4 separate regions of the Mus musculus genome follow, and regions 1, 2 and 3 are each linked to region 4. Evidence: chromatin loops called from intact Hi-C (ENCODE). Cell type or tissue: heart. All regions are shown on one strand. Links, peaks and the distances in the headings refer to the core of each region. The heading gives the core; the rest is flanking DNA.

Region 1 (5,376 bases), core at 106-5,105, 54 kb before region 4:
ATTCAAAATTCTCCAAGGCTGAAATCAGAGTTTACATGAAAAGCACTCACAAGTATTATTATGTGTGTGTTTAGGTACTGTAAACGTCCATTATAATATCAAAAACCAAAGACTGGAGAAGATTTTACAAAGCAGAGGTTGAGTTTTAAGAAACACTAAGCTAGGTATGGTGACACTCAGGGAGCATTCTGGAAGGCTCTGGAATTCCAGGACAGCCTGTGCTACATGGTAAGGCCCTGTCTCATGGGGGTAGGGGAAGGAGGCAACAATTATGGAAAATATTTATTGTTACATAAACTCAAAAAGATGACTAATGGGTAATATCTGATGTCACCAGGGTTTTAAATTTTATCTTACAAAAAAAAAAAAAAAGTTAATTCTTAAGATGTTTAAAAGTCACTTTAAAGGATGAATTAATTCTGTCTGTTGCCACCATCGAAAAACTGTGTCTAGAGGGGTTTGATACCCAAACTTCAAACCATTTCTACTTCAAAAGCCCTGTCACTCAAGCCTTTAACTCTTAGGGACAATACTTGCTACCACTCAGGTGTAATTAAGGTTACTGTAAGTCAGCTGACTAAAGACACCGGTGAGCTCTGCGGGAAGGGAAGCCGGAAAGAGAGGCCAGGATCCGGGCTCCTCCCGAGTGCTATTGCTGGCTGTGCAGATGAAAGGAAGCAGACCTCAGAAGAACCCCACCGCAGCTAAAGACAACATGGGGTGCCCCACCCCCACCCCAACATCCTCCTGGAACTAAGTTCAACCAACAAACTGGATTAAGTCCTAGTGATAAAAGAGTCCAGGCCTGCCGCTGCCTCTGCCTTCTGAGGCCCTGGGCAGAGACAGCGTAGGAGCCATCCTCGCGCCCCAGCCCTGGGCAGAGACAGCGTAGGAGCCATCCTCCCGCCCCAGCCCTGGGCAGAGACAGCGTAGGAGCCATCCTCCTGCCCCAGCCCTGGGTAGAGACAGCGTAGGAGCCATCCTCCCGCCCCAGCCCTGGGCAGAGACAGCGTAGGAGCCATCCTCCCGCCCCAATTTCTACCTCACAGCAAGAGGTGGAAGAGAGTGTGTATTGCTAAAAGCCAGTAAGTAACCTGGGAGGGAACTTGTTATGCAAGATAGAAAACTAATACAGAGGGTAAAGAAAACAGTTTAAGACTTTCTTAAACTCACTTATCTTTACTTAGTGATTCCAACTTAACTCAGTTACACAGAAAAATAATTTTTTTTTGGATACTATAAAGATCAAGATATGACCAGGAAGATTGCTCTCTCAATAGAGAGCTTGCCTTATAAACAGTGGCTCGCAACCTCCCTAATGCTGCGACCCTTTCAGACAGTTCCTCATGCTGTGGTGACCTCCCCCCAACTGTAAGATTATTTCATTGCTACTTCATAGCTGTAGTTTTGCAGCTGCTATGAATTGTAATATAAATATGCAACATTCAGGGTATCTGACCTGTGACCCCTGTGAAAGGCCCTTTCGGCTCCCAAAGAGATCTGGACCCACACGTTGGGAACTGCTGCTTATAAGCATGAAGCCCTGAAACAGATCTTCAGAACCACACAAAATGTCAGGACAGTGGCCTAGGCTTGGAATGCCGTTCCTGGGAGACAGAGACAAGGTATCCTGGCGCTTGCTAGCCTAATCCATGAGCACCAGGCCAATGAGAGACCCTGTATCAAAGAAGGTAGCAACTGTTCAGAAGTTGTCCTCTGGAGCACACATTAGTAATAGTAATAATAATAATAATAATAATAATAATAGGAGGAGGAGAGCTGGAGAGATGGCTCCATTGTTAAAAGCACTGGCTGTTTTTTCAGAGGAAACAGGTTCAATTCCCAGCATCCATATAGCAGTTAACAAGTATCTATAACTCCAATTCCAGGGGATCTGACACCTTCACACAGACATACATGCAGGTCAAATACCAAAGCACATAAAAAAAAATAATAAATATTAAGTGTCAAATCATTTAAAATGTTAAAATATTACAATATAACATTTCATTACATAACCTCAAAGCACTACCTAGAAACCAAAGATTGTTCCCAATAATTCATAGCACACACAGCCTGGACTGGAACCTAAATGTGAACACAATAGAAAGCTCATTTTTATCATGATTTTCAAATACATCCACACCAATTAAAAATATGCGGAAAAGAGTAATTTTAGCCTTTCATTGTTTAAAGAACAGTTTCTCAGAGAATTCCAGTTAGTGTTCGAAACAACAGTGCAATCATTAGAGTTTTCCAGCGATGGAATTGTGTGCAATCACAACCACAGCAATCAGAAACAGCCAGATTGCTAGAATGTCATAGGGGGGGGGGGGATGACAAGAGGACAACACTCTGGTCCACCTCTAGGATTCTGTAGAATAGTTCTGTAACTCAGTAACAGAATGCTGGGTTTATCGGAGTTCCGGTTCTGTTTCTACTATTAAAGGGCCACGTGAACTCACTCCATCTTAGTTCTCAACCCTATTTTCAGGGCAGCATGGATTATCCCCATTGCGTGAGTCTAAACAGGAATAGCATACAGTCTTTAAAATTTTTAAGGGCAGGCTTTTGTCTACAGGACGCCTTTGCAGAAGCGAGGTTTGAGTGAGGCTTCAGGTCCATGGCGGGAGAGGAGACGCTGGAGAGGCCAGGCCGGCTGTTGGTCATAGGGCTGATAGGGCCCAACACACACCAGTGCTAACACCTGGCTGCAAGCACGGAACCAAAACTCATCTCACACACTAAAACCCCCAGCAAGCTAGTACTGCTGTCTGGGCAAAGCTCTGCGGAGGCCGCTGGAAGAAAGGCGAGTTTCCCGGTATTCCCGAAGCAGTGCCAGTGTTTGTGCAAAGCTCACGTTTCACTCCGGCTTGGGATGGAATGGAGTTTGTTTCCTCAACAGAGTCGAGTTGCCCTGGTTTTGATGGGGTGAGGGCATGTCGATCGCTTCACGGGGTTGCCTTTCCTAATTGCACACAGGCAAACACTCACTCTTCGAAGGGTGCTGTCACCCTCGCGGTGGCAGTGGCGGTGGCGGTGGCGGCGGGGAAAGTCTGCACCCTGGAGCGGGGACGCTGCCTCCGGCTGCAGCCCCCTTAGTCTTAGCCTTATCGCGGCACACACCAGTTCCTAGAGAAGAGATTCCGAGAAAAAACCCCGGGTTCCCTAGAAACATTAAATTAACACAAGGGATCTGGAAACGAAACAGCAGATGCCTGAAAGCCTTCCCCCTTGCTGGTTTCCTGCCTTCTCGGAAAATCTTTGCGTTAAAATAGATTGGATTACCCGACTCGGCCAGATGCAGCTCTAGACCTGCTGAAAGTGCACAGGAAAGCAAGCCGTGTGCCATCTTTTAGAAAGATTTTTTTTTCTTTCCCAGGTGGTAGAAAACTGCCTTCGGGTTGTTGGTATTAGCAAGGACTGGAGGCTGAGTTGCTTGAGTCCCGATAGAAACTTTCCCCAACTCCGACTTGCAAATCTGATAACCCGAGAATGCAACAGAGTAGGGTAAGCGCAAGACTTGCCTTAGTTCCGAGCCTAGGAATAGGATGCCTCGTCCCCTTTTTACTAAGAAGAAAATGTCTGTTTTATTCTGGAATCTACCTTGACCAAAACTATGAAACCAGAATAAAGCTAACAGCATTTCCTGGGAGTCACAGAGGTTGAAGGCATTCTGTCAGGCTTCTCATCAGAATCTCAGAAAATAACTATCTCAGAAAGTAACAAACTAACCCCCCAGGAACCCTGTCTGCATCATCTCGTACTCTCTAAATTCAAGCTACAACTGATAACCACACATCTGAAAAGCAGTCAGCCGTGGGCGCCTAAGTATATTCCATTTCTGAGGCATCTTCCACACACAAATTATTTTTGGTAGCTGAGAATCAGATGCAAAGCTTCCTATGAGCCTTAAGAATTTTAAAGAAGAAATACAGTTTTGACTGTAGCTTCCTTCCTTGATACATTTCACTGGTTTCTTTTGGTAATCCTTACAGAGGGGCTCAAGATCCTTAGGCTCTGTTTTTAACACCGGCCCTTGTTTCTAGTGAATCAGATCATAACCTGTAGTTATAAAAGGATTCTGTGCTTAGCCTGGGCTTGGGTGCTCTGGGTGGAGGAACACATTTCAAAATCCTCTAAACAAAAAGACATGTCTTTGCCTACGCATAAGAACAACAGAACCTATTGTAAAACCCTCAGGCGGACAAAATTACCTCCCCAGAAGCCGCTCTGGGTACTCCTGCATAGAGTATGGAGGAAAAGACAAAGGACAGTTTCATATGGACTTCCCCTCTTCCAACTTTACCGCAGGCCTCAAGAAAGGCAAGGAGGACTCTAAACTGTTTATAAGAAAGCAAAGAAAAATGTTGTAAGGATTACTTGGCTAGCAGGCCACAGGCAAAGCTGGAAGCAGCAGACAGCAGCCGGCAGGCAGAGAGCCGCTTAAAACCGAAAGTCCAACTGCTTTGAGCAGGTAGACTCTCATACAACAAAATTATCAGAGGAACATCCCTCCGAGCAAAGATGCTGCTTGCTTTGTATCTCGCTGTTAGGAAAGGGAGCCCAGTCACACAAAACTGCTACAGTAATCATAAATAGCCCAGCAATGCTAGTCTGTGGCTGCTTTTTTGTATTCTTTAATGACAAGTGAATTTCCAAATGATTATGAGTGACCACATGTGACATTTTTCCAGTTGGGTCTTTCACCACAAAAGCATGCCTGTCACTAAGACACAGTCTTATATGCTAAGAACAAACTGTATATTGCTCTCATGTGTCACAGGAACAAAACTGATGGCAAAAGGTCACCCGGACTCTTTTAAAAATATTTCATAATTTGAAAGTAAACCACAATATGGAATCCTATGGGAAAGCAACACATCTAATAAGCTCCTTCAAAATTAAAAAAAGAAAAGAATATTAACATCAAAGAAAAGTGCCAGCAGCTTAAAAGCCACAATGTCTTTCCTGTGGCTGGATGGGGCCTCATTCCTGGGCGTTTATCACACTTAACTGAATTTTTTTTCAAGGAAGAAAACACTTAGATATTGAAAAGCAGTTATTTCCCCTTGACCATCTAATTCCAACTCATCAAATTAAATATCTAGAAATCACCTGGTCTCCTTCAGCAGATGTTGGGGTTTTTTGTTTTTGTTTTTGTTTTTTCTACTTTAAAAGTCAGTTCTATGCAGCTGAGGATGCCAGAAGCCGGCACTCCAGTCCTGGTGCATACAGCTGGTTGCTGTAAATGCACACAGAACTGGCTCAGGACAAGCTCTCTTCTACGAGCTGCCAGTCTCTTTGGCCAGACCCCACCCCCACCCCCACCCCCACCCCCACCTCCACCCCAGCCCCAGCGAAGTCTTAGTTTAT
Region 2 (5,376 bases), core at 106-5,105, 210 kb before region 4:
ATGGTAGAGAGCTCAGAAGGGGAGCCACACTCTCAGTCAATGCTTCAGATGACTGTAGCAGGACATTTTTGGCTGAAACCTTATGAGACACCCTGGCCCAGAATCACCTAGTAAGTTGCTTCTGGATTTCTGGCCCAGACCATCTGTGAGGCAATGAGCATTTCTTTGAGGCACCAAGTTTTGGAGTAGTTCTTATTTGGACAAAGAAAGCTGAGATAGTTAGCCAGAGTTGCTTCCTATTACTTACAACTACAAGAACCCCGACTAAGTATAAGTCAGTCAGTAGAGACCCCAACATACAAGAGCAGTTAGTATGGTCTTCTAAGAAATCAACCCTTAACTTGTATTGCTCCCAACAGCACACCTAGAACTAATGGGAAGAAAGCAGAGTTCAATTGAATAACTCTAGCAATTAGAACTTGAAACAAGAGAACAGTTGGCTCAGCCAACTAATGATCTCTGCTTGGAAGGATTCTAGCAGAGGAGAGGGACTGTGAATATTCAAGAACAAATTCTTGTGTGGGGAGGGATCTAGGACTAACCAATATCCAGGTACCCACCCAGCCTTGAGATTCGGTTACTTTAGAACTCGCCATGCCTTAAGGATGCTTGCTTAGTGCTGTCATACCCAATCTCTCCCGTTTCTCAAGGCAACCAGCCCAAAGGTGATGTCAGCTGAGAAGGTCATTGAGACAAAGGGAAATAGATCAGGGGGATTTATGAGGGAAAGACTACAGTACCAAGCCTGAAACTTCTCTATCAAATGAGAAGCCCTAAAAGCTTCCAGTAAGACACAGCTTTAGAAACGACCATCATCGGGTTAAAGAGGGTCAATGAGATGGACCACATAATAGATTAACAATAAGCTTAGAGAAATTGAAAAAAGAATCCCTAAAATGCCACAGAGTTTTGGCAGTCAATCTTTATAGATGAATGGGAAGGGCAGCCAGGGGTCTCCAAAGGGGACAGTCAGAGAGTAACTAAAGTGAAAGCCAGAACCTTGGCTGTGGCTAGAGTTGAACAATATCTGAATTCTGCAGAAGTTAAATAAACTCTTATGGCAATTCCAGCTGAGTACAGAACAACCCATATTTGAGGAGCACTAAATGATCACACTTGACTTCCATTGGAAAAATATGAACATACTGACTGCCAGCATATCTCTATCAAAAAATCAAAAGATTACAGCAAAAAAGCAGTGCCAACAGCCAGAACAAGGAAGGACTCTATTCCCCATTCAAGTAGCTGAGATAGGATGTGTCTATTATGTAATCCACTAGTAAGAGTAACTGCAAAATGTTTTGTAGTCTCCAGCTGTGGTTGAGCTGTGATATCAAGAGGTCAGCCAGCATGGTTCAGGTTTATATAATTTGGGGGATGGGTTGATAGTGAAGACCAAACGTCCTTGAAGCCAAGAAAGACATCTGGAGCCTCAGGATGCACCACCCAAGAGGCTGGGGAAACTCAGAAAGGTAAAATTACCTCGCCCTACCCCCGGAAACGGAGGCAGAAGTAGCATTTTGAGCATTCTTTAGGTCATCTACTGATGATGGATGCTCACTACGAGTTGTGAATTTTTAAGGTCCCAAATTGAGGGAGAAAACCATGAGAAGGTATGTAAGTGTAGACAGCAGGCTTAATCTATAAATGTATGAGTTTATGTCTTCCAGTTTATGACATCATGTAGTCTACAGTAATGTGGGTCTTAAGTTCTGCATCCTACCCAAATCCCACAATTTGCAAGGCCTCCAGTAAAACTATTATGCAGACTCACTCTTCTCAATTTCATGGCAGAAGGACCGTGTTTCAAAAGGGAGAAAGCCCTTAGTGGTATTAATAAAAATATGCATGATTAAAGTCATCAAGCCTAAACAAGATATTAATACTGCTCCCCTCTCCATGAGGCTCAGGGATCATTGAGGAAGGGTTGGGTGGAGAGACTGTAAGAGCCAGAGACAGTTGGTGACTGCAGTGAAACAGAATTTGGGAAACAGGAGAGGTCAGTTATGCACATGGGCTCCCAGCAGCTATGACAGCATGCATGCATGAGACCCATTCAAATCAAGCCAGACAAGATCACAGTACAAATGGTGGAGAAAGTCACCAAATTCCACCCTTAGGTGAGGAGCTATGGGAATCCATGACTGCTGGAGGCAGGAGAGTCAGTTTGCTTCAGAGATGTGGCCTCTGAGCAACTATCCATGCTCCAGTAGATGGCCCCACACTCATGCTCATAAAACACAGAAGACATAAAACACAGTAGATTTGGTGGTTGAAAAAAAAAAAGCAAATTGAGAGGAAATATTGGGGGGATGGGGTGGATTTAATCATTTACTCTTAAGAATATGTTTTTATTATTTTAGATTGTGTGATGTATGTACATGTAGGCATATGGACATGAATTTGGATGCCTGAGGAGGACAGAGATGTCAGATCCTTTGGAGCTGGAGTCATAAGCAGTTGTGAGCTGCCCTGACTTGGGTGCTGGGAACCAGACTCAGATCTTCTAGAAAAGTAATAAGTGGTCTCAATTCATGAGCCATCTCTCCAACCCCCTATTTTTTTTCATTTTGTATAACATAAAAATTAAATAAAATTTAAAAGAAAGCAAAAAACTAAAGTTATCCAAGACATAGAGTACTTTCAAGAAATTTAAAATGAGAAGCAATTGCCTTATATGTCAGAAAAGAAATGCTCTCATGAGGCCCATGGGTTGAAGAGTCCCAGAGGAGAGGTTTAGGGTAGAGTCCTGCTTGAATCATGTTCAGTATGTGACTCATAAGCAAGTAACTTAACCCTGATCCCAGGTTTTCCATCCCATGAGAGAGAGGAATATCAGGGTACTTTAAAGGCTGCAGTGAGGAGTAAATGAATTGAAAGCCAAGAACTTACCATAGTACTTAGCAAACAGTGGAGGTCTTTTAAGCAACGGTGATTACTTTTGCAACATTACAGGTGCATACAAAGGCACAAACTCTGAAGGGCCAGCTTCCCTTTCTTATTCCCCACAAGAAGACAGACTCACTCCTGTGGGCCATTGACTTCTGGGAAGGCAGGGTTGAGAAGTAGATCTCAAACATTTGAAAGGTAATATTTGCATTAATTCCTTTGATTGTTGCTGGGCTAGAATGCCAGATGAAAGCCAACGACCAAAGGAAGAAAAAGTTGATTCTGGCTCACTGTTTAAGTAGGAGCTTTGTGTCAGCTGGTCACACTGCATCTAAAATCAGAGAGTAGAAACTTTAGTCTCTCCTCTTTTTAAAAAGGATTTTACTTTTAATTGAGAACCCCCCCCCCCACCGTGTTTATGTGTGTGTATGAGAGAGAGAGGGGAGGGGGAAGAAGGAGGGAGAGGGAGGGGGAGGGGGAGAGGGATCAGAGGATTTGGATTCCTTGCAGCTGGACTCACAGGTGGTTGTGAGCAGCCCAATTCTAATTTTAGGACCTACAAGAGCAGTATGTCTTCTTAGCCACCAAGCCAGGTCCACAGCCCAGTGGAGACACTCTCCCTTTCTTACTCAATTCAGGACCCTTAGCTCTGGAGTGGTGCCATCCAAGTTTAGGGTGGTTCTTCTTACTCCAATTAACTCCATCTAGATGCTTCCACACAGACAGACCTAGCAGCTATTCCTGCGGTTGTTGCACACAGGAATGTACACAGATGAGGCAGGTGTTCCTGTGGTTACTCCGCATCCCCTCAAGTTGACAGTCAACATCAGCCATTACGACATCAAAGGAAACTTTGCTCCTGCCCGCCATTCCTTTTCTGGAAATTTTTATAATGTGTAGCACCCCAGCCAGGAAGAAAGATAAATTAAATGCCATTTGGTTTATAATTACATGTAGAATAATAGTTTTCAATCTCTAGGAGATTCCATGTTTACGGTCTCTGGAAGGGAGCTATTACTTAAGGCCAACTTTGTGTATCCATTCTGCAGAATGCAAAACACAGTGGTTTTGACTTTAATTTCCTAATGTACAAAATCATTTAGCTTATTCATTCATTCATTCATTCATTCATGTATAAGAGATATTGATGAGCACTTTCTACAGTAGTATATATAGTAGTATATATACTATATATATATATATATGTCCATATATATATACACACATACACACACAGTAGTATATATACTACTCAACAACAACAACAATAATGAATTGTTGTTCAATAATGTAACAATAATGAATAATTAACATAGTTATGACAGGGTGCTAGATAAACGTTTGTATCTGGACGCAGGCACTGCTAACTCCTCACATTTAGTCCTATAGAATCTCTGCTCATTGCCATGCATTGAGGTTTTATTTGTTTGTTTTAGGTAAGATCTTTGTGTTCTGTCAGAACTGAAATGTTTCTAGACTCATGGTTCATCTCACTCCAGCAGTCACCACGTGAGATCTCTGGGCATCTTGCCCTAACATATGTATTTTAGGTCCCAGCCAGTTACTCAAGGAGACCTCAACTCATAATTTGGCGTCTTCTTCCTTTCAGGGATCCAATCCTGAAGATTCCAGGCAACCTCAGCATTTTTGAATTGGGATCTTCTCTTTCCCTGCCTATAAAACCACTGCATTCTCTTATGTGTTGGTGTCTTTGTGCCTCTATTTGCTACGTGCCCAATGCAAATTTTCTTCAATAATGAAGCTGTCCATGGGGCTCACTGTGACACTCGTGTATCGTCTCCTTCCTTACTATTGCCTATTGATGAATGTCTGTGAGACTTTCTTTTACAGAGCTTGGGAACTGAATTTCCAATCCTCTTTGGATGCTCTCCTCCAAGCAAATAGTCAAGTGAGGCTTGTTTTGTCTTCTGCTGTGGCCATTTACCTTTGGGAGGCCGGCCATTTACCTACATAGCTCTGATCACCTTTAGACAGGTAAAGGAATCACTTTAACTACATTTGCCTAAGCAAAACTCCCTTGGTAGCGCTTGAAAACGACATTGGTGGGCTGGAGAGATGGCTTGGCAGTTAGGAGAATGGGCTGAATGCTCTTCCAGAGGTCCTGAGTTCAATTCCCAGCAACCACATGGTGGCTCACAACCATCTGTAATGGGATCTGATGCCCTCTTCTGGTGTGTTGAAAGACAGATACAGTGTACTCATAGAAATGAAATAAATACATTTTGAAAGAAAGAAAGAAAGAAAGAAAGAAAGAGAGAGAGAGAGAGAGAGAAAGAAAATGACATTGGTGATGATTAAGAGGAGAGGTCCTTTTCCCCATGTACAGTCCTGAAACATGATAAGCTCTAAAGGAATCCTGCTATGCCTAGCACTTAGAGCAATAAAGAGGCGAACCCTGAGAGTAACCGCCCTTTACTCCATAGTCACCCATCATCACGGCCATCCAGCTGATGATCTCAACAAGAT
Region 3 (5,338 bases), core at 1-5,000, 98 kb after region 4:
TAGGAGGCACTCCTGTTGACTGCTTTGATTACAACTAGCTCAGTTTCCCAGGAAGAGCAGAAACAGTTTACAGTCTTCACTATACTCTTTTGGACTTTGCCCTGGATCAAAATAACCCCTGCTCTCTGAAATCTCCATTTGATTCATCTTGACCAGATTCTAAACCTCACTTACAAAAGTAACTCAAGATACTTCGTTTAATAACTTTGAACAATGTGCCCCCCTCCGTTTCAGCCGACAGCTCCCCTCTCGCCACCCCCCCCCCCCGCAACAAAAAAATATTACCGGGAAACTTTCCCAAGGAAAGCCCAGGGCCGAAAGGAAAGACTGGAACTTTTTCTCCTCTCCCAAGATCTACTGCTACAAAAGTTGTCTTGCCTCAAAGGTAAGTTTTCAGAAGCCAGATTTTTTAAGACTCAAATTGTTTTCGAGCTATTGGGAGAAAATATAAATTTCTCTTCTTTGCTTTCAGATGTAGGGTGCTTTCCGCATTGCGGGGAGCAGGCTGCACTCGGCCCAGGCTACCCCCCACCCCCAGCAGCTGCGATTCATACAGTCTGAACTTGGCTGCCATCAACCCGGGCTGCGGCAGAGGCGGCTGTGCTCTCGGGAGCGCTCACAGCCCAGACAGGAGGCAGCACAGCCCACTGGCCGCCCGCGCACCGGGCCAGTTAAGAGAGGCGCTGGCCGCTTTTCTCCCACGCCGGAGCGAGCGGGAGCTCCGGCTGAAAGCAGCCTAGGCTCCAAGGTGCTGGGGGAACATTTCCAAAATGAGCCCAGCTCGCTCCCGGCCCTTGCCCAAGCCTCAGCGTCCCTCCACTTTGCTTTTGTGGTCACCTAAGATCCGGGCATCCCTCTCTGCGGTTCCCCGAGCGGAGACCGGACGCGAGGAGTAGTAGTTCCATCGCTTTCAGTGCCCCCAACCTGGGCCCGCGTCCCAGCCGCGCTCTCCGCCACCGCCTTGGGTAGGGTGGGGATGGGGACGCCCCGTTTCGCACTCCTCGCCAGCCGCCAGCTCCCTACCTGTTTGACTGAGCTCGCGCAGGGCTTTCGCCAGACGCGCCGCCTCGGGGGACTGTTCCTCCGGCAACCCCGCGGTCCCCCACTGGCTCCGCGTCCTGTCCGCTCCATTCCCGGAGGGCTCCAGGCACCGCAGGGTCATGGGAGATGAGTCAACACGTCCCAGACAGCTGGTCGCCCGAGCTGGGGCCAGTGGACCTCGCGTGCTGCCTGGAAGTCACAGGGTACCCCAAAACGAGAGTGTGCAGGGTGTCCGAAATGGTGGCGGAGGGGGAGGGGACTGGAAGCGGCTGGTTCTTTTTCTCCAAATTCCGGCAGAATGGTGTGGCAAAGTCTCTCGCAGACACTGTCACCCACAGATCGCCTGTGAAGAAACAATGGAACAGAGATTGGGTCAGTCTGGGCTGAACCCCTACGGCCGAGGTGGGGGTGGGTAAACAGACACGTGGAAAATCCCAGGGACTCCTCCGCCTGCGTGTTCTGTACCATTTAACCCCGAGCATCCAGCTAACGCCCTGCCCAACTCTGGGGAAAGACGGGTAAAAAGGGCAGAGATCCAAGACACTAAAGTTGGCCGGAGTAGAGGGGTGAGGAGGGAGACAGGATGAGAGTAAACAAGGTGTTTTCCCGCCGAAGAACTGTGTGCTGGAATTACACACAGGCAGCCCAGGAAACAGTCACCTGCGGGTCCGGATGGATAGGCCTTTGTCATGGGCAAGTGGGGGGTGGGGGTGGGGGGGAAAACATTACACAAAGAACCGGGCAGTTCTCTGCACTTGGCATTTCCATCTTACATTTCGAGCAGCCCCAGGGCCCTTGGGAGGATGCATCCGGCAAAACCTGGTTCCACGCCCTAAAGCGCCGCAGGGCTCCTGGGTCGCCAGCCGAGGGTGCTGCGGTGCGCTAGCGGCGCGCCAGCCGCTGCATCCCTGCCTCGGAGGCGGCCTCACCCCCACTCCTGCCGCTTCCTGGAGCACGCTCCAGACGAGGATGGGGGGCTCAGCGGCGGTCGCTCCAAAACGCGGACCGCGGCTCCTGCGGCTGCCGCCGCGGGCGCTGTCGAGGAATCGGCCGGAGCGTGCAGCCCCCGCCGGAGCTCCAAATGAGGCCGGGGCTGAGCCCGCAACAGCGAGCGCAGCGGGCCATGCCATCAACTGGGACTGAGGTCTTACCTCCACCGCCGCGACTGCCGCCTCCGCACTAGGCAGCCTCCCCAGCGGACAAGGGGCGGGGGAGCCAGGGGGCAAGGAGGGGTGTCCGTCTGAGTTCCCCGGGTGACGTTTATTTGTGGAAGGAGATGCCTGGGGATGCAATCGGCTCTGCGCTCAGTAAAAGCAACCGAGTTTTTCTGCGCCAAAGGCAGACAAAAATCCCAGGGATCGTCGCCTAGCTTCCCCCCCCCCTCTCCGCCCCAGGCTGACACCCCTGCTCGCCAGTGCCGGGTTTCCCTCCAGTTGAAGCGGAGGAGATGGGAGAAAGAGAAGGGGTGGGGTGGGGGAGCAAGGGCGGAGGCTGGCGGGGAGGAGCGGGAGATCAGGTTATTAGGATTATAAATTTGGGTAGCAGTTGTTGGGGGGTGGGGGTGCTCGGAAAATTTCCCGAGACCGAGAAGGAACCCGGGAGAGAGGAGGCAGTTGAGTCCGGATGGGGCAGAGCCCCGACTTGAACTCTCCCGGGGCGCCCTAAACTGCGGACGCCCAGGCGGTCCGCCGCCGCCCCCGTGCTCGCACCCCGCCGCCCTCCCGGCCACTGTCCCCCCGGGCGGAACCTTCGGGCTTCGCGAGCGGTACCTGCCGCAAGCTTCCGGGCTCCGGGCACAAGGGATCTTGAGGGCGCGCGCCTGGAGTCCCGGCGCGCACTGTCCGAGACCCGCGCAGCGTTGGCGGCTGCGGGAGGAAAGGCTCATGCTTCAGGGGGGAAGCCCAAGGCCCGGGAGCCGCAGAGGCGGCGAGACTTGGCAAGAGTTAACCGTCTGTCCCCGGAGCCGAGTGTGCGCGCGACTTCCCAGCCCGACGCGCCTCCCTCGCTCCCCGCCTCCCGCCCCTCGCGCCCCGCCCGGCCGCGGCGGAGGCCGCTTTCCAGGAACTTTCCAGGAATCCGCCTCACGTGACCGCAGCCCCCGCCAGCGCTTTAAAGAGGCCCCGGCCGCTAATGCGCAGGCTTCAAGGGAGCCGGGTGGAGAGAGCCGGTGCGGGTGCTGGTGCTGGTGGCTGCGGGGTGGAAGCCTGCGACTCCGCCCTCCTCTGACCCTGCACCTCGGGGTGCTCGGGAACAAGGAGAAGTCCCCAGCCAATGCCTATTAAGCCACCAGTACCTGCCCCTGTGTCTGCAACAGCTGAGCACCTCGGTCCCGCGAATAGCAGCCCCTCTTCTCCCCAGCCCTCCACGTAGGAGGGAACCTTTAGGCCAGCCATCCACCCCGCTGTGCGCCTGCCAGACGCGACCCTCCTCTCCTCCATGTGGGATGCAGGACCAGCGTGCGGGAAGGGGGCGGGGCTCAGATGTCCGTCCCTCCCTCTCTAAGACACACACAGAGCTAGAGCTAGCACGCCACTGCCCAGGTCGACTACCACTCCCGGGCACCTCGGGAAGCGAACCAGAGACTGTCCCCTCCGCCAGCATCCTAGAAGGCCAGGAAAGAGACGAGCTGAGCGCCTCCTTAAAGCTGCGCAGACTGCCCTCAATCCCTCCCCCCTGGAGCTCCAACTGGTAGTCCCCTGCATCAGCCTTGCCCAGCTTCTCCTTTCCTCCTCAGCTCAACTCCTGCTTGCCCTTCGGGAGACCCACCCTGGCCACCCTACAGAGGAGGTGCCCTTACCTGTGCCCGGGTGGGGTGCGGGGTCACAGGCCTGGTGCGTTTGTCTCTGTGAATCCTTGCAAAGCCAGGGACCCGGAGTTCGTATTGATCCCAGTACTTCTTTCCTATTGGGACCCTCACCTCCCACTCTGTAAGAGGCCACCTAGCCTCCGCGCCGGCATCCAGGCACGCCGGCTCCTGAAACGTGACCCACTTTGAATGTGACCTACTTTTTTTTTTTTTAACAGAAAAACAAAAACAAAAAAAAAACACTCATGGGAAAACCGGATTCGAAATTTCGATAACCATTTTTCTTTGAAATACTGTTCTGTTGCCCCACTGCTCAAAAGCTTGAAAGGTCAATGGCCACTTTTAGTTGAAGCTGTGTCTATGGGGAAGTTGGGCAAGGGTGGCCAGGAGAGGTTGAGAGAGGCGCGGCTTCCAAGCCTTGCCTGGTGCCCCGCCTGCCGGCCCTGGAAGGAAACACAACACGACCGGCCAATTCCAAGGCCCCGAACCAATTTTTATCCACAGTAATTTTTTTCCTCTTAAATAATTCTATGCACTTACAGAATGGTGAACGCGAGGGGAGGACATAAGCCAGCTTACAGGGGCTTTGTCAGCGATAGATTCGTATGTGTGGCCGCGGAGGGGGGAGGCTGTTTTCCTGGAATCTTTGATGGGAAGGATGCCTCTTACTCAAGTTTTAGAAAGCCTGTGTAAAGCCAGGGAGTAACTTAGCAGGATGCTTACCTTCTTTAGGTCCCTAACGTTTTCTGTAAACTTAAAAACAAGATGTCGGTGAAAGGTTAGCATGAACGGACAGGCGGATCCCTCTGGAGTTCTGTGTAGTGAGTTGGAGGCCCAAGTTAAACTTTTTAAGCCTCTACAATGTGCAGGGATAACTAAGACCAACGTTTTATGAATGGTTGATCCTTTCTTGGTAGAAAACCTCAGAGGAAGTGGAAGTGTGTGCCTGTGCTTCTGCACTCCTAAAGGGTTTTGGTTTTTTGTTGGTTTTTTTGTTGTTGGTGGTGGTGTTTTTTTTTTTTTTTTTTTTGAGATCATACAGATTAATTTTTCTTTGTCAGGTGTAGTAAATCTTCCAGCCTCCTTACTCTACTGAGTACTATGACCAAACCACCTGGCAGAGGTGATGGAAGGGAGGAAAGATTGATCTCGGTTCATGGTTCACAGGACACATTCCAACATGGCAGGAAGGCTTGGAGCCTGGAAAGCACCCTCCACGGGAGGCAGGAATTAGTGGTGCAGTCAGCCTTAGAAGGGAGACAGGAAACCGGTTTACATCTAGCACTCCGGTGCCCTACACCAGCAACTCACTTCCTTCAGCTGAGCCCCACAGTGGTCCTCATCCTCCCTAATGCAGCGACCGTTTAATACAGTTCCTCATATCATGGTGACCCCTCAACCATAAAATTATTATCATTGCTACTTTGTTTTGTTTTGTTTTGATTTTTCAGAGCTGAGGACCGAACCTAGGGTCTTGCACTTGCTAGGCAA
Region 4 (5,376 bases), core at 312-5,311:
AGGAACAACACCAGGACATCAGCAGCCTCTCAGTCCCCCGGGGAATCCCAGCACACGGCCACGGTTAAGGACCTGAAGGCGATCGGGTGACTGATGCAGCCCAAAGTCCCTGTGGCCATGGGAGGGAGGAAAAAAGACACAGTCAGACTTTCTCAAAAAAAACCCCAAAAAGTATTAAATGCATTTGAGAGTGAAATGGAGCCATCCCTGCTGGGACAGGCCCTGTCACATGGCTTGCCGTTCCTAGAAAGAGTGGCAATTAGCTGCCAGCAGATGCATTATTTCATCAGGCCCATAAATACTCATAAAAGTCTTCTGCCTCGCCTTACATCAGCCTTGCAGAAGCTGGGGGAAGCCTCTGATAAGATGCAGCCCTGGATTATCACGACTCCCAGGTAGATGATTAAAATTAGCGTTAATAAAAATAAAATACTTTAAGACAATCTCAAACCACTATACTAAAAAATCTTGAAGTTTTTACTCTTAAACATAAAAAAAAAAACTATATTAGTGCAAATGTTTAAAAGCCTCCTCTGGCTATTAACACCACAGAATAATACAATTCCATTTCAGACCCAGTGGGGAGCCAAAAAAACTGTGAGGCAGGAAAGACCCTAAATCAAGAGCTGGTAGGCTAGGATTCCAGTCTCAGCAATAAATTACATCAACAAGCTATGTGATGATGAGCAAGCTGACTTAATCTCCCAGGCCTCCGTTTTCACAGAGAAAAAGAATATGATGTGTGGGTCCCACCCAGCTCCCAAACACCAGGATCTGGCGGCATCTTGCTGAGGGTCGCCATAACTGCAAACGTGGTGTTTAGATAAAAAGTTACAAACTCCATAATGCTACTGATAAACTTAACCAGTTCCTGTCCTTCCATAAATGCCTGGAGACACCACCAGCTTGGAAAGCAACACTCACTCCAACAGAGCATGCTCAGCCGGGTGGTAGAAACGCAGGAGCTTGTGAGAAGAATCCCAAGCCTGTGACAATGTTCAAGGTAAAGCTACACGGCCCTGGTAGTGAATCCTCCCTTGTTTCTGCCTCCTTCTGTAGGTAGGAAAGCACACGGCGGCTGGGGTGGGGGGGGCAGCAACCCAGCTAAACACTGCTGGGATCCCACTGCCTGCAAGGGTTGAAGCCTGGTGCCTCTATCCTTATCTGGACTACTTCGGAAGAGAAGGGGAGGTGCCTTCTCGTCGTGGGCATCACTACTCTTTCATTCCGAGTCCCAGATGATCTACATTCATCTGAAGGACCACACAAGGTCTCAGATGCGCGATGGAAAGCACGACGGACGGGTCGTAACCCAGTCACTGAGTACACACGGGTACAGCAGGTAACTTAGCCCTTCGAGGGAAGTCTCTTTCCTAACTCGGGCTACTCTGTCCCAGGAGTGAGGCCAACACATCAGAGAGGCTTTCTAAGGCTTACCTGCCCACTCTCACCACCACACACATGCAATGGTAATTAATTCATCAGCTGTCTGCCGGTCTCACCCTTGATCCTCCTCCTCCAGGAGACACAGTGAACCCCATGGCCATGGTTCTGTTTACCGTTATAGCCCCAGTACCAGACCCGACCGCTAACACACGGGCAACACCCACTACACATCTGAAAGAAGGAAGGAAGGAATCCCTTCTGGTATCTGAGGCCCTTCAGGTTTGACTTAATCCCCGGGAAGTATATGATAATCAAGCTGGGGATATCAGAGGGAACAATCTCCTTGGATCTAGAACCCAGGCTGGCTAAACTGAGTTCAGCGCAACGGTTATCTCACGGGGCAGGCTTTGGTGAATGGCCTGATTAGAGGAGACTTTAAGAAGAATCCTAAGTCAGAAAACCGATGGCGATATGTAATGCGGCTGTCACGAGAGCTCAGTAACTTCAAATACGCCCAAGCGTTTACCTCAGAGCCAAAATGTACCTCTGAGGAGCGAGACCAGCTGATGTGGCTCAGCGGGGTCACTCAAGGCCAGCTCAGAAGGGACAGGCTGGGCCTGGAGCTTCTGAGCAGAGAAGGAACGGGCAAGCCAGCCCTGTGTGTATTGCACCCATGAGGACGGCAAGGCAATCAAGGACATCCTGTCCATCAGGATGACCCACTGAAACTCAGGCAAGGCTGAAACAAGGGCTAGCCTCAGGGCGGCCACTGCACGGGCCAAGGAAGGAAGTATCTGATGCTAGCTAGGGCGGGAGGCTTGTGGCTGAGCATAGACACAACTCCTGTTGGTAAAAGAGAGACAAACAAAGCCCCAGCCAAAGGGAAGGCAAGGTGAAAGGCAAGGCTACCCGGAGACTGTTAAGAAAGGATCGTGGCAGAGCTGCAGCCGGACAGCCAGGCCAGAGCAAACAGGCTGGAACAGAGAGTCCTGGGGCCTGTGAGCCACTCTACTGTGCCTGACGCGGAGTCCCATCAGATACTGAGGCCAGGGCTTCAGCCAGATGAACTTGGGCACCACAGAGAGCCCCGGCTCAGACAGACCCACCAGGCTGGGAAGGCAGGCCACCGGTCACAGGCTGCCTTCCCCACACCCAGTGCTGTCCTGTCTCCTAAAGTGACCCAGCAGGAACCCAGAGAGGACTTCCAGCTGATCTAATGTCTGGTGTGTGACCTTGGTCGCAGCGAAGCGCTGCCAAGTGTCCCTTCCGCTGTGCCAAGGTGGATTAAGTCATTTTATCAGCAGAATTCTTCCTTTAAAAGGTAAGAGTCCTTGTGGGGTGAGGAAGACGCAAACCAAATATCTGCTCAACATCCCGGACTTTTATACTTGGATTTTTAAAACAGACATTAGGAGACCTAAGAAAATTCTGAGATATAATCAGAAAATTCAGGTAGTTTTTGTTCTTTTCTGTCTGAGGATTGGTTGAGACTTGAAGTTAGAAGAATAGAGACTGAGACACAACTCAGTTTTACTCTATATCACTTACATTCAGTGTATATACAAAAAGCAAATAACTAGTACAACACAGAAATATCCTCGGCAGCTCCAAGTATAGAAATGAAACACCAAAGTTAATACACAAACAAGGGGGAAACCAAGAGCCTGCCAGAGGAGCCAAGCAGAAAACTGTAATAAAAATAAAGTTAGTTTGTTCTTGAGGAAGGATGGGCCGCGTGGCTAAGCGAAGGGCACTCCTCGCTTCTTCTCAAGGCTTCCTGACCGCAGGGCACCAAACCAGTCCAGGGACAACCACAACCAACATAAGCAGAAATCTAGAAAAGGTTACTGTGTGCGCGCCTCGCAAACGCCCGGTTTTCCCTGAGCCTGGGTTGCAAAGCCTTTTCAGAAGCACAAGTGTGCCTACCCAGTTCTGACACCGTGCTAGAGAGACACGGAGGTCCCAGGAAACAGGACTCTGGGTTTGTTTGCTTTTTTTCCAGAGACGTTAAGTTGGAAGGCATTTCAGCTCTGATGCTGGTCCATGGTTCTAAGCCTCCGCTCATCCCCCTACTCCCTAAAAAAAGAACCCAACACTCACACAGCTTCCAATTCACTAAACCTCAACCTAATTTCAAAATCATATTTTCATGAAACTAGACACTTATAAATATTTAAGGCCTTAAGTGACAGAAAGCAGTTAGGCATCTACTTCTTTAAAATATATAACTTCTACCCTAACCCTAAAACACTATATATATAATTATTATATATAATATAATAACACATAATATATAATACATGATATATAATATATGGTATACGGCATATGATGTAATAAAATATATACAATGTATAGATATACACATTTACCACTAGACCCTAAGGCATAATAGATTTTCAATAATCAATAATAACTTTTAAAGAGACTCCTGTGAGCTAGAAAACTACCAATGAAGAAGAGAGAAGAGAATGACTGACAAACCTCGAATCCAGGGCTTATTAGTAAGACTTAGAAATAATGTCGCCTTTTTGTTTTTCCTTATAAAGAATTAGTTTCTTGAGGGCTGGCTTACAGTTCTAGAAGGTTAGAATCCATCACCATCATGGCGAGGAACCTGGCAGCAGACAGGCAGGCATGGCACTGCCGCAGTAGCCGAGAACACGCATATCTCCAAACACCAGCCAAAGGGAGCACTAGCCCGAGAACACCCATATCTGTAAGCACCGGCCAAAGGGAGCACTAACCCAAAAACACCCATATCTGTAAGCACCAGCCAAAGGGAGCACTACCCCTGCGTGGAGCATTGCTCTTCTTAAAGTGAGCATGAGAAAGGTGTTGACTCTATCACTCATCTCTACCTTACTTGTATTTTCAGTATTAGTTTAAATAGTCAAGATTTAACTACAGTCATACTTGAAAATGGGTTGATGTCACCAAGAAATCAATAAATCTAAGCCCCAGGTCAGAATTTTTTCACTAGTAGAGTTAATTATAAAATAAACAAACAAACAATTCACAACACTCACTTGTGTTGTGAGGCAAGCCAGGTTTCCATTTAACCCTTCAACAGAGTTAACAAGTCTTGGGGAAAACCTGGTTTCCTAAGCATATATACAGATATGTTCAATCTTTTTTGGTTTTTGCTTCCATTATAAAGCTGCTCTTTGAGGCTGGGGAGTGGGCTCGGCATTAGGAGCACTGGCTGGGCTTGCAGAGTACTGGGTTTCTTTGCCTTTCACATGGCATCTCACGACCATCTACAGCTCTGCTGCCAAGGCTCCTGCCCTCTCTTCCCACCTCCATGTGCACCAGGCACACGCAGTGCCCATACTGACACACAGGATGCAGCACTCATACATAGAAGATAAACAGCTAGATATAAAAGCGCCTTTCCCCTCCGTTTCTCCTTAACTTTTTAATGTCTTCAGGATATCTTAGTTCTCTCTTGCTCTCTGAATAAACCTGAAGAAGTGAGAATGAGGGTCTCATGTCTATGACAATTCATGACAACGTTTATATAACCCAAAATAATCACCTGGTTAAACTCAACATTTTGGGAGTGAAAAGCATTCGGGTCTTTTGTCATTTCCAACTGCGTGCGGCCAGGAGAGCCTTCGATGTGAATACCAGAAAGGCACAACTCATTGATGTTCCCTCCGCAACTCCATGTTATATATTCTGCTTGTAATAATGTGGTAGAAATGTCAGGGATACTTGGTCCTGGTTTTGTTCAGACACATGGAATATGTAATTTTCTAAGGACAACCCAAGCTGAAAATTCTAGAGGTCCTCAAAGGCCGGCATTCTCATGGTTTCAAAAAGACATGTAATTTGGACAAGCTCCTAGGAATAAAGATATTTTTAGATTTTCCACTGAGTGTTCACCAGGTCTTTCTAAATTAACTGGCTATCCCATTCTGGTCAAATATTCAGATATATGTCATTAATTTTAAAAAAATAATTATCATATGTGCTCTCAGAACCATT

What was found. Peaks named below come from ENCODE experiments on the same cell type or tissue, not always from the same donor. Only the 100,000 strongest peaks of a DNase experiment are listed, where the experiment ranks them.
Region 1: it touches region 4 in a loop (5-fold over the local background); 14 of 42 quality-filtered maps call a loop at or near these places.
Region 2: a loop joins it to region 4, with 2.4 times the contacts of the local background. A loop is called at or near these places in 13 of 42 quality-filtered maps.
Region 3: a loop joins it to region 4, with 6 times the contacts of the local background. A loop is called at or near these places in 20 of 42 quality-filtered maps.

What each region holds. Positions count from the first base shown.
Region 1 is chr10:95,261,898-95,267,273 of GRCm38, forward strand. The region is part of intron 2 of Cradd (CASP2 and RIPK1 domain containing adaptor with death domain); the gene reads right to left. Among named protein-coding and RNA genes, the nearest start is that of Cradd, 59 kb to the right of the region's middle. In heart, for the core only: no CTCF peak of the experiment used is centred there; DNase peaks (open chromatin) are centred at 654, 2,744 and 3,044; H3K4me3 peaks cover 1,301 bases; H3K27ac peaks cover 2,234 bases.
Region 2 is chr10:95,101,826-95,107,201 of GRCm38, forward strand. No RefSeq gene overlaps it. Among named protein-coding and RNA genes, the nearest start is that of Gm29684, 41 kb to the right of the region's middle. In heart, for the core only: a CTCF peak has its summit at 2,210 (motif pointing right); a DNase peak (open chromatin) is centred at 1,356.
Region 3 is chr10:95,413,808-95,419,145 of GRCm38, forward strand. It overlaps Socs2 (suppressor of cytokine signaling 2), which reads right to left and starts at 3,050. Exons shown (of 3, transcript NM_007706.4): 1 at 2,811-3,050; 2 at 1,024-1,384. The coding sequence starts at 1,162. It overlaps Gm33230 (a long non-coding RNA gene), which reads left to right and starts at 295. Exons shown (of 2, transcript XR_380696.3): 1 at 295-385; 2 at 473-796. It overlaps 5730420D15Rik (RIKEN cDNA 5730420D15 gene), which reads left to right and starts at 3,568. Exons shown (of 5, transcript NR_045339.1): 1 at 3,568-3,872. In heart, for the core only: CTCF peaks have their summits at 646, 1,909 (motif pointing right), 2,129, 4,282 and 1 weaker place; DNase peaks (open chromatin) are centred at 1,784, 2,504, 3,154, 4,284 and 2 weaker places; H3K4me3 peaks cover 4,186 bases; H3K27ac peaks cover 3,472 bases.
Region 4 is chr10:95,315,983-95,321,358 of GRCm38, forward strand. All of the region lies in intron 2 of Cradd (CASP2 and RIPK1 domain containing adaptor with death domain), which reads right to left. Among named protein-coding and RNA genes, the nearest start is that of Cradd, 5.0 kb to the right of the region's middle. In heart, for the core only: no CTCF peak of the experiment used is centred there; DNase peaks (open chromatin) are centred at 1,379, 2,059 and 2,279; H3K27ac peaks cover 1,413 bases.